Linked DNA regions of Homo sapiens: region 2 is linked to region 1. A link is a contact called in ENCODE Hi-C or POLR2A ChIA-PET data. All regions are on one chromosome and are shown on one strand. Each heading gives the region's core, a stretch centred on a gene start or an enhancer-like site at or near the end of the contact. The rest is flanking DNA. Distances are from core to core; before and after follow the strand shown.

Region 1 (5,629 bases), core at 1,662-4,161:
TGCCATAACAAATCTGCCTTCTTAAAAGAAGTCTGTGTTTTAAATTTATCCTTTTATGCTCAAGAGTCTTGTTCTTGGCTGATTCCTGGACTAGAAGCCTATTAAATGCAACTGATAGCTGTCCGTGGCATAAATTAATAAGCAAACATTGGGTGTTTCATTTTTGTGTAATTGCTTACCAGGGCAGGGCTGGGCAAATGTGGAAGATCAGTTGGATATCTGAAAACACTATATGAAATGATATTCCACCTGGCACACTTTCGTCTAAAGAGTGTCTGGTTAGTTGAAGCAGAGTAACAGCATTTCATGTTCATTTCAGATTTTCTTCTGGGAAATTCAGCCCATTCAATTTAAGTAACTGGCTGCTGTATTCAACCTGCATCTACATCACATTGAATTTACTAAAATATATGTTTATAATGGACCTCATTTTATGCCAATGTACACAAAGTAGACTTCAATTTGTATCACAGCTGGGTTTAGGAGAAGCTGCATAAAAACTGAACTTTTATAAATTTAATGCCTTCTCCCCATTGATTTACATTACAATGTCAGATGCTTTGATTTCCTTTTTGAAGCTTTTTAGTAAAAGGTGAAAAGAGTGACACATTAGCAACAAAAATCTCTTTAAATGGCTAATGATCCATCAGAAGCTTTTCAATTGCTTTAGGTTCACTTTTAATGGAATCCTTTTCTAATATGTGTATTTATAGCTCCTATTCTCAAGACCCAGTCATCAAACCCTTCCACGTGTGAATAATTATCCATCTAATTACAATCACGTAATCCTGTTATCAGCCAGACTTGTTCTCATGTTATCGTTGATAAAGTGCCCATGAAGGTGATGTGAGGAGCCAAGCTCTTTGTGTCCTTCTGTGTGCCCAGGAGATGGGCAGAAAAATATGCAATTTCTCATGTTTTCAGTTTATGTTTTACCATGAGTTTGAAGGAATCTTCCTTGTGAAGCCTCAGTCTTTGCAATGATGGTTTACATTCTGAGCATCCTGTGGAAGGAACAGACTGTTCCAGCACCAGGAGGGGATCCGTCCAACCCGGGCAGAAGGATGGTGAATAAGGAATGTCAAGGAGCAGATTCCTACCCTTGAAGGAAGATTCACTTGAAAGTAATTTACTAAGGGGTAGGCCTCAGGAAAACCCAGGGAGTGAGGAATTGGGACTGGGAAGGGAAGGAGGCCAGGCGAGAGTGCAGAGTGGAGCTGCAGTGTGGCTCCTGCTTCCCCAACCACCTGTCATGATGAAGATCTGCCCTCGGGGGCTGTGATGGTTACTTTTATGTGCCAACTTGGCTGGGTCGCAGGTTGTCTGGATGTTTAGTCAAACATTCTGAGTGTTTCTGTGATAGGGTGTTTTTAGATGAGATTAACATTTAAATCAGTAAGGCTGATTGACCTCTGCAATGTGGGTGGGCCTTGTCCAATCCGCTCAAGGCCTGAATAGAACAATAATGTGGAACGTCCTCCAATTAAGAGGGAATTTCTCCTTCCCGACTACCTTCAAGTTGGGACATCAACTTGCTTCTTGCCTTTGGACTTGGACTGAAACATTGGCTCTTGAGCCTGGCAGCTTTAGGACTGGAACCAACCATGGGATCTCCTGGCTTGCCAATGCAGATCTTGGGACTTGTCAGCCTTCATGATCATGAGGCAATCCCTTATAATAAATCGATTTCTCTCTCTCATATATATATATGTACACACACATATATATGTATACACACACATGCATACATACATATACGTATATATACACACACGCATATGTATACATGTATATATGTAATCCCATAAGTTCTGTTTCTCTGGGGAACTCTAATATAGGTAAATACGTCCCCTGATCCCTGGCACTTCCAGGCTGCTGCATGTGGTCCAGGGAGGCTCCAGCAGCCTGGGACAGCCCTGCAACAGAGAAGCAAGAAGATGCTGGCTGTCTCCCCACAGAGAAGGCACGCAGAGGACAGGGGCACAGGAAGAAGGAGGGGCACCGAGGGAATGTGTGGAGGCACGGGTCTGCTACACACGTAGTAACTCACTAACCTTACACCAAATCAGGACGCAGATACTACAGTTATCCCCGTTTCATAGATGAGGAACCCGAGCATGAGGAGAGTCAGCAAGCCGTGGAGCTAACTCAGATCTTGACCGCTGCTTTGGAGGAAAGTTGTGAAATATCCTGCTGGGCTAGAGGTAAAGGGAGGAATAAGCAGTCATCAACACCCCTACGAGGCTGAGTTAATTCAAGGAGTCGAGCAAAAGAGGCAAGGGGAGGGGTAGCTGACAGCTGGGGGCAGAGGAGAAATGCTTGGACAGGGGATGCCGGGGAGAGCGGAGGACTCTGTCGCGCTGACCAGGGCATTCCCCAGCGTGGACTGCAGAAGGACTGCAGCAGAGACGATCTCTGCAGACAGGTCCTTTTCCTCACTGCCCTCAAACACCCAGCGTGGGCTGCTGCCCGCCGGGCCTAGGCTGGAACCAACCACAGGCTTCTCCGAGGACGCGAGGGTCTCAGCCGGCGGCGTTCCCGGCGTGGCCGCGAGAGGGCGCGCCAGCCTCGGGCACCGCCGGGGTCGCGTCCTCCGCGGGAAGCCTGGCAGCCGCGCGTCCACTCCAGGCTGCCTTGGGGAGGGGGTGCCCCGGGGCATTTCCTCAGAGCCCTCCAGCTCCGCCTCACTTTAGAGCACCGCCGCCCCTTTCTGCCCCCTTTCCCAGGTGGCAGCGTATGGGCGCGATTTAGACGGTATGGGACGTTGCCCTGCCCGCCACCCCCTGCCCTCATAGCCTAGTGCAAAGTCTGAAAAAGAAACTGGCCTTGGTGGGTCCTGAAAGATTGCAAATCTGGATAAGTAAACAAAATCTGAAGGCAGCCTCTTAAGTTTAAACCTGGGCCTTGCTTCTGTTTGCTTTGGCTTGAAAACGTTTGGGGGTGGGGCTAGGCGTCAAGATGGAGTGACTGTACCAGCATACCACATTAAAGGGACTGTGCGGTTCCTCCACACAACGGGAGGGTCCTTCCGCACGGAATACAACACCCCCACTATCGAAAGCAAGCCCCTCTTGAGGGCCACCTCCTCCAGGAAGCCCCCGCCCGCAGGAGGACCCTCTGAATGTTGGCATTACTGGCCTGCCCACTGGTCCCTCTGCCCATCCCAGGAGCAACGCCCTGGGAATGCCCCTGGCAGGGGCCAGTTCCTGTCTGTACCCGAGACCCTGAGCTCTTGCAAATTAGAGATGGTTATTCTTTCCCTACTAGGAATTGTAGGCTGGAGTCTACATAGAGTAAGAGAAGAAGGCCAATCACCGACCTGGAATTCCTAGCACCCCTTTGACCCGGCCTTCAGGTCAGAGCTGGCTGCGGGTAGATGGGCCATGGGGGAGATGGGCTTGAAACAATAATGCATAGGCCGTGGGGAAAAGGGAGAGAGAAATTAATGTCCCTTCCAGGTACTCTCCTGGACTGTAGAATGAATGTCTACAGAAGAGTATATGGTCTTATGGGGAAACTGAAGTCCAGAAAGGAGAATATTCCCAGCCAGGATCACACAAGCAATCAAACACCATTCAGATACAGTTAAATCGACTGGACCAACAATCCAAAGGTTTCCGTCCTGGAAGCTGTGTTGCTTTGGGCAACTTGTTTACACCACGGAGGCCTTCATTTCTGAATGTGTGAAACGGTGAAGTTCTGCGGTGTGCAGTGTAAAATGGGGCGGGTGTGTGTGTGCAAAAGCAACAACCCAGGTGTGCAGACCTGCCTCTGCCAGAGTGACCCTTCCCCTAACAGCATCTAACCCAAGAATGGGAGAATTGCTTGCTATGGAGAAATCTAAATATCACACATCAAACCCATAGGAAACATTAGAAAATATATAGTCATCTGCCTTGAAGGGCAGATACGTGAACTTTTTAACCCAGAGCAGTTGCTACCCAGCTAGCTTTGAAATTTACTGCTTTTGGTCAAAATATGCTCTTCAGCTAGTGCTTTCTTCTAGCTGGTTGTCTTCCTGCCTGCCCTGTGTCATAAAAAATGGGGGGCCCTTACTGCTTTATCAAGGGGAAGTCAAGACTGGGACTTCTAGTCCACAAGAAGAGAGGCACCACTGCTGCCTTCGCACAGGTTAACTTGGAAGACAAAGGAGCTTTGGCTAAGCTGGTGGAAACTATCAGGACCAATTACAGCGACAGATACGATGAGATCTGCTGTCACTGGGGAGGTAATGTCCTGGGTCCCAAGTCTGTGGCTCGCATCACCAAGCTAAAAAAGGCGAAGGCTAAAGAACTTGCGACTAAACTGGGTTAAATGTACGCTGTTGAGTTTTCTGTACATAAAAATAATTAAAATAATAGAAATTTTCCTTAAAAAAAGAAAATATATGGTCATCTCAATAAATCCTGAGCATAATCAATTACAACTCAGTCATCATTACTGAGAGGAAACTCATTGTAAACCAGGAGCAGAGGACCACTGCCTAGGACCATCAATGTACTTATACTGACTATTATAACAGCATTCTACTATAATCACAGTGAATGCCATTCCTGACATTTAAACAATAAAGGCATTGCTTTAGTCCCTTCGGGCTGCGATAATGAAATACCATCAACTGGGTAGCTTGTAAACAACAGAAATTTATTTCTTTCAGTTCTGAAGCCTGCAAAGTCCAAGATCAAGGCACTGGCAGATTCGGTGTCTGACAAGGAAGTCTCCTCCTTCCCCATGGATGGTACCTTCTTGCTGTGTCCTCTCATGTGGCAGGGGATAGCCGGCTCTCTGGGGTCTCTTTTATAAGAGCACTTATCCCAATCATGAGGGCTCCTCATGACCTAAGTATCTCCCAAAGGCCCCATCTCCTAATACTATCACCTTGGGGGTTAGGATTTCAACATTTAGATCACAGCAGGCATTCTCACTAAAACAAAAACCAGAAGGCAGAGTACTCTTTTAATTTGAAAATTTGGGAGTTCTGGTCATTTTAATAAGAAATGTTAGGAATAATATTTTTTAACACTTGGAAAAGAAGAGGATTTTTTAAAAAACACTGTCATTATTTGAAGATGTTATAATTTAACACAAGAAACGAAAAAAATCAATTGCAAATGCCGTGTTAAAAATGAGATTGTAAATTAGGTGGTTGGATACAAAAGCAATATCTTAGAAAAGTGTTTTTCTATGTGCCAACAATTATAACCTGGAAAGTAGAAAGGAAAATCTTCATTTGTAACAATAACAAAGTATGAAAAGCCTAAGCAAAAATGTAACCAAAAATGAGTAGGAACTCCAATTCTTTTTTAATGAAAAGTTTCACTGAGAAACTAGCTTGAAAAAAAAAACTTTAATAAGTACAACATCAAATTATGGTCCTGGTTAGGAAACCGCAAAAAATAACATTCTACAAATTCTTTTATATATCATTTGTAATTTTAAAATAGTTTTAATGAAAAGTCTTAATGGGACTTTCATGGGAAATCAGTGAAATAATTCTAAATTTCTCTTGTGTTACCCTGGAAGAAAAAAATAAGTAAGAACATTTTATTTAAAATGAGGGCAAACTTATACCAGATTAAAACATATCACAAAGCTGTACTAAATAGAACAGTATGAATCTGGACTAGGG
Region 2 (5,629 bases), core at 881-3,380, 130 kb after region 1:
AAGAAATAAAAGGTGGCCTATTAAAATATGAAAAGATGCTCAATGTCTACAAAAAAGGGTCAAACTCTGTAAAATATTTAAAGAGGCTTATTCCAAGCCAAATGTGAGGACCGTGATCTGTGACTTCATCTCAGAACATCTTGAGAACATTTGGCCTTGGTGGTTTGGTTACAACTTGATTTTTTGCATTTTAGGGAGACAGAAGTTACAGGCAAATACATAAATCCACACGCATAAGATTTACATTGGTTCAGCATGAAAAGGTGGAACATTTCAAAGCTTTGAGGGGCTTCTAGGTCATAGGTGAATTCAAAGATTTCTTGATTGGCAACTGGTTGAGAGAGTCAGGTTTTGCCTGAAGTATTCAAATTAGTAGAAAGAAATGCTTAGGGTTAAGATAATAGGGGCTGTGGAAGCCAAGGGTTCTTGTTATATAGATAAGCCTCCAGGTAGCAGGTGTCAGAGAGAATAGATGGTACATGTCTCTTATCAGACCTTAAAAGGTGCCAAACTCTTAGGAGTTAAATCTCTCCTAAATCAGGAAAATACCTGGAAAGGGAATGGGATTCTCTACAAAATGTAGACTTTCCCCATAAGAGATATCTTTACAGGGCCATTTCAAATATATCAAATAAATATATTTGGAGGTAAAATACTTCAATTTCTTTCAAGGCCTGCTATGTGTCATGTGATGTTATGCTAGTTGGCATTTGGTATCTCATTGCCACAAAAAGTCTGTTTTTATCAGTCTTAGGATCTCTATTTTAAATGTTAATGCTGGTCAGTTGTGCCTGAATTCCAAAGGGAGGTGAGTACAACAAGGTATGTCCAACCCCCTCTTCCCATCATGGTCTGAACTAGTTTTTCAGGTTTACTTTGGAATCACTTTACTTGTAATATAAGACATCTAAATTAAAATCACACTGCAATAATTTCAATGCTGTTCCCTCTGCTTCCCATCCTTCATTCTCTTAATATCACTATTTGGGCTAAATTTTATTCTGTGTTTACAGTGTTATGCTTATACAAATATAATTCACAGCTGAGTATTGTAACATACTACAATGATGTCTCTTTTCTTACTTTTTGTTTTTCCTAAAGTTAATAATTGCCTTGCTTTTGATTTGCTTAGACTTCTTTTTACTCTTGCTAACTCTCCCCACAACTTCCTCTCAGTGTGATTTTCTACAAGGCCAATCACATCATGTAAACTGTTGTTTCTACTTTTTTCTTAGAGACATGCTTTCTGGGAACCTCCATTCTACTCTCCTCGGAGTTGGTGGCCTGTTAGGCCTGATGAGAAGCTGTAACCCTAAGATTTCTTTTTATTGTCATATTCAAATTTCCTTTGCCTTTCTTCTGGGTTGTATTCTCTATTCTGGTATCACATATCTTCTTCCCTTTTGGTTTATTCCCATGGTACAGCACAGAGGAGGGACTTGATCAAGAGGGTGAATGTAGAATCTGGCTTCTAGTGCTTGGGAAATTGGCCTGGGGTCTCTGGACAAATAAAAAACATTACTAAACCACAATAGTAAACAACATACCTACAGGGAGGAGAGAACAGAAAGGAGTAGAATATTTGGATTGGATTATGCAGAGAGGCAAAAACATTTGGAAAAATATATTGTCCTCATAGATTGCTTTCATCTAGGGCTTTGCCACTTCCCAAGTCACCTCTGTTTATCTCCTTTCAATGTGTTCAGTACAGGCACTTGACACCTGGCAGTCACAGCTGGACTGCTTGGGTTATGTGCTGGCCTGTCAGGGACCTGGGCTGCAGTGACCCTTGCAAGAATCTGTGACTGTATGATTAGGATGATTCCTGGGCAGGACAGCCTTGATTTGCTGTTAAATGCCTTGTCTTTTGAGTGCATCTCCAGGCAGGCAGAGAGTCTTATTCTCTTTAGAAGCTGTCAAAAAGCTCAGATGTTTTCTTCAGTTGATGCTGAAATTACACACCCCCTCCTCAAGCAAATGCTCCTAGGAAATTGTTTAGACACTTTGTTTGAGCTTCCAATATTGTCCTCAGATTTAAAAGAAGGTGAGTCACTGTCCTAGTAAAGTTGACTCATTCTTTGAGTTCACCTGGAACAAACCAGTCCCCCAAAAAGGAAGCGTCAATGAAGGTAAAATGAAGAAAGTGTTAGGAGAGGGCAGGCACTCCACCAGTGCGAAATGAAAGATGAAGATGATGTGAGAGCACAGAAATTCCCTAAAATATCAAGGAGTTACTTAATAGGCCAAGGTTAGGAGAGTCTTTGCAATAAATACTCACTTATGCTGAAATAGTGTGGGCTGGGCCTGCCCCCTGCAGTACCCATGGAATGTGGGGAGAGTTGATCCTGCTAAAAGAATTCACCTACAGGCATTGAGAGTGTGACCCATGACATTTGTTCTACAAGCACTGGCTGGCTGATTAGGGAATGGGAACAAAAGGGCATAGTTCCTCCCCTCAAAGAATTATCAGTTGAGGAGGAAAAACAGACAAGTTAACAACATAAAATTGAATGAAACCAGGGCTACATGAAAGAACAAAGTGAAACCCCTTTTTTATAGTTGTTTGAATTTTAAGTTCAAGGGTACATGTGCAGGTTTGTTACATAGGTTACATTTGTGTCATGGGGGTTTGTTGTACAGATTATTGCATCACCAGGTATTAAGCCTAGTACCCATTATTTTTCCTGATCCTCTCCCTCCTCCTACCCTCCACCTTCTGATAGGCCCTAGTGTATGTTGTTCCCCTCTATGTGTCCATGTGTTCTCGTCATTTAGCTCCCACTTACAAGTGAGAACACGCAGTATTTGGTTTTCTTCCTGTGTTAATTTGCTAAGGATAATGGCCTCCACCTCCATCCATGTACCTGCAAAGAACATGATCTTATTCTTTTTTATGGCTGCATAGTATTCCATGGCTGATATGTACCACATTTTCTTTATCCAGTCTACCGTTGGGCATTTGGGTTGATTCAATGTCTTTACTATTTTGAATAGTGCTGTAATGAACATGCCCATGCACGTGTCTTTATAATAGAAAAATTTATATTCTTTGGGGTATATACCCAGTAATGGGATTGCTGGGTGGAATGGTATTTCTGTCTTTAGATCTTTGAGGAATCACCACACTGTCTTACACAATGGTTGAACTAATTTACACTCCCAGCAACAGTGTATAAGTGTTTCCTTTTCTTCACAACCTCCCCAGCATCTGTTTTTTGACTTTTTTAATAATAGCCATTCTGACTGGTGTGAGATGGAATCTCATTGTGATTTTGATTTGCATGTGATATCCCTTTTGACTGGGAGATTGGGGAAGGCTTCCCCACAGAGGTGGCATCTGTGTTGAACTCCAAGAAAAGACTAAGAATTAATGGGAAATGGGGGACGAGGCATTCACAGCTGAAGAGAACATTAGCCCAAGAACTGAAGAGTAAAAAGGCCTATCCCATTGGGTGAATGGCTAATGGCCTGATGTATTTGGAGTTAGGAAAGTGGGAAATATAGCTGAGAAGAAAATTTGGGACAAGATAAAGAGGCTAAATCCTTAGAGAACCCTGAATTTAATTTTCAGGACCTTAGATTTTACAACAGAGGAAACATGTGTAACAGCCGAAAGGGTTCACCTTGTCCGCTGCCTAGACAAAGCCAACTTATCAAGACAGGGGAATTGCAATGGAGAAAGAGTAATTCATGCAGAGCCAGCTGTGAGGGAGACTGGAGTTATATTACTACTCAAATCAGTCTCCCTGAGCACTCGAGAATCAGAGTTTTTAAAGATAAATTGATGGGTAGGGGCTTGGGAAGTGGGGAGTGCTGATTGGTCAGGTTTGAGATGGAATCATAGTGGTCAAAGTGAGGTTTTCTTGCTGCCTTCTGTTCCTGGGTGGGATCGCAGAACCGGTTGAGCCAGATTACTGGTATTGGTGGTGTCAGCTGATCCATCAAGTACAGGGTCTACAAAATATCTCAAGCACTGATCTTATGTTTTACAATAGCGATGTTATCCCCAGGAGCAATTTGGGGAGGTTCAAACTCTTGCAGCCAGAGGCTTCATGACTCCTAAGCTGCAATTTCTAATCTTGTAGCTATTTTGTTAGTCCTACAAAGGCAGATTGGTCCCCAGGCAAGAAGGGGGTCTTTTTGGGAAAGGGTTATTATCAACTTTGTTTCAGTCACACCATAAACTAAATTCCTTCCCAAAGTTAGTTTGGTCTATGCTCAGGAATGAACAAGGACAGCTTAAAGGTAAGAAGGAAGATGGAGTTGGTTAGGTCTGATCTCTTTCACTGTCAAAGGTGGTTTCACATGGAGTTTCTGATTATTCATTGAGGAAGTTATGTCATGATTGGATTTGCGTTTTGCAAAGATCATTCTATTAGAAGTTTTGAGAAGGAAGATTAGGAGGCAAGAAGGCCACTGAGGAAGACAGCCATGGAACAGGTGCATTCCTAAGAAGCTCGCAAGAGATTTTGAGGCTGCTGGGTCCTTGGGCCATGCTGTGAGTAAGGAGCTGTAGATTGTAACCAAGATAACCAAGGATCACTGGAAAGGTGACTCAGAGGAAAGGTGGAGGGGCAGGTAACTATGTACATTTTATGCTAAAGTAGACAGCCCTTCCCAAAGAAACATGAGAAAGGGCAAAGGCCTTGGCCAGTGGTTCTCAAACTTGGCTGCACAAATTTGGAATCATCAGAGGAGCTCTAGAAACAACTGGTGACTGGGCCACATCCCAAGAGATTCTGATGCAACTGGTCTGGGACATCACCTGGGAATCAGGATGTTTACAAGCACCCTAGGTGATTCTAATGCACAGCCAGGGGCTAAGAACCAAGTGTTACATATTACCAGGTGTGAATTACTGATGCAGGGACAAAGGACTCAAATGATAGTTACCTGGCTGGGTTTCCACAAGCTAGTAGAGTAAGAGTCTACTTTCTTCAGTGTTTTGGAAGATAATATATAATTTTTAAAATTCTACTAGTTGTTAATTTACTATTTTGAAATCATTGTTTAAATTATGTTTTCCCAACAACTTTCAGAGTCAAGCACATAAATTAGTACTTTTTTATTCCCACATCTTTAGATAAAACCTTCATTTTCTTTTTCCTCTATTTTCTTTGTTAATATAATCTGGGGTTCTATATATAAATTATAGTTACTATACTATTTTTAACATTAGAGTACTTACATTTCAAGAGTATTTTTGGCTTTTTCATTTAATTTTAAAAACAGATGTACAGTCTCCACATTTTTACTTTAATTGGTTTCGGTGTCACCAATAGTCATTTTTTTAACCATTGTTTTCTTAGTTTTATATTTTGTATTCAGGAAATGTCTTCAAGAATTTTTTTTTTTTTTTTTTTTTTGAGACAGAGTTTCACTCTTGTCACCCAGGCTAGAGTGCAATGATGTGATCTCGCCTCACTGCAACCTCCACCTCCCAGGTTCAAGCAGTTCTCCTACCTCAGCCTCCCAAGTAGGTGGGATTACAGGCATGAGCCACCACGCCCAACCAAGAAATTTGTTTTTTTTAAATGCCAGCATATTTTGTGAATCCTTATGTGATGGACAAATTTATGTGTCCATTTGGCTAGGCTATGGTGCCTCATTGTTTCATCGAACACCAGTC

The links. A loop is a pair of places that touch in the nucleus more often than their neighbours do. ChIA-PET counts read pairs that join two places held with the same protein, here RNA polymerase II (POLR2A). Pooled maps may share reads with other maps.
Region 2: a loop to region 1 is called in a map of PC-3, with 3 times the contacts of the local background. The contact joins two enhancer-like sites. A Hi-C loop is called at or near these places in 6 of 168 maps with a recorded cell type or tissue (A673, Caco-2, PC-3 and 3 more) and 5 of 50 pooled maps. POLR2A ChIA-PET finds 5 or more read pairs at or near these places in 2 of 52 experiments (GM10248 and Panc1).

What each region holds. Positions count from the first base shown.
Region 1 is chr20:4,589,678-4,595,306 of GRCh38, reverse strand. It overlaps the pseudogene RPL7AP12. Among named protein-coding and RNA genes, the nearest start is that of PRNP, 94 kb to the left of the region's middle. RefSeq lists a silencer at 2,445-2,594. Within about 2 kb of position 2,911, at least 5 of the 41 ENCODE cell types and tissues checked have a DNase peak (open chromatin) inside an H3K27ac peak, as active enhancers do; they include PC-3, where a contact is called at or near this core.
Region 2 is chr20:4,454,477-4,460,105 of GRCh38, reverse strand. No RefSeq gene overlaps it. Among named protein-coding and RNA genes, the nearest start is that of ADRA1D, 210 kb to the right of the region's middle. Within about 2 kb of position 2,130, at least 4 of the 41 ENCODE cell types and tissues checked have a DNase peak (open chromatin) inside an H3K27ac peak, as active enhancers do; they include PC-3, where a contact is called at or near this core.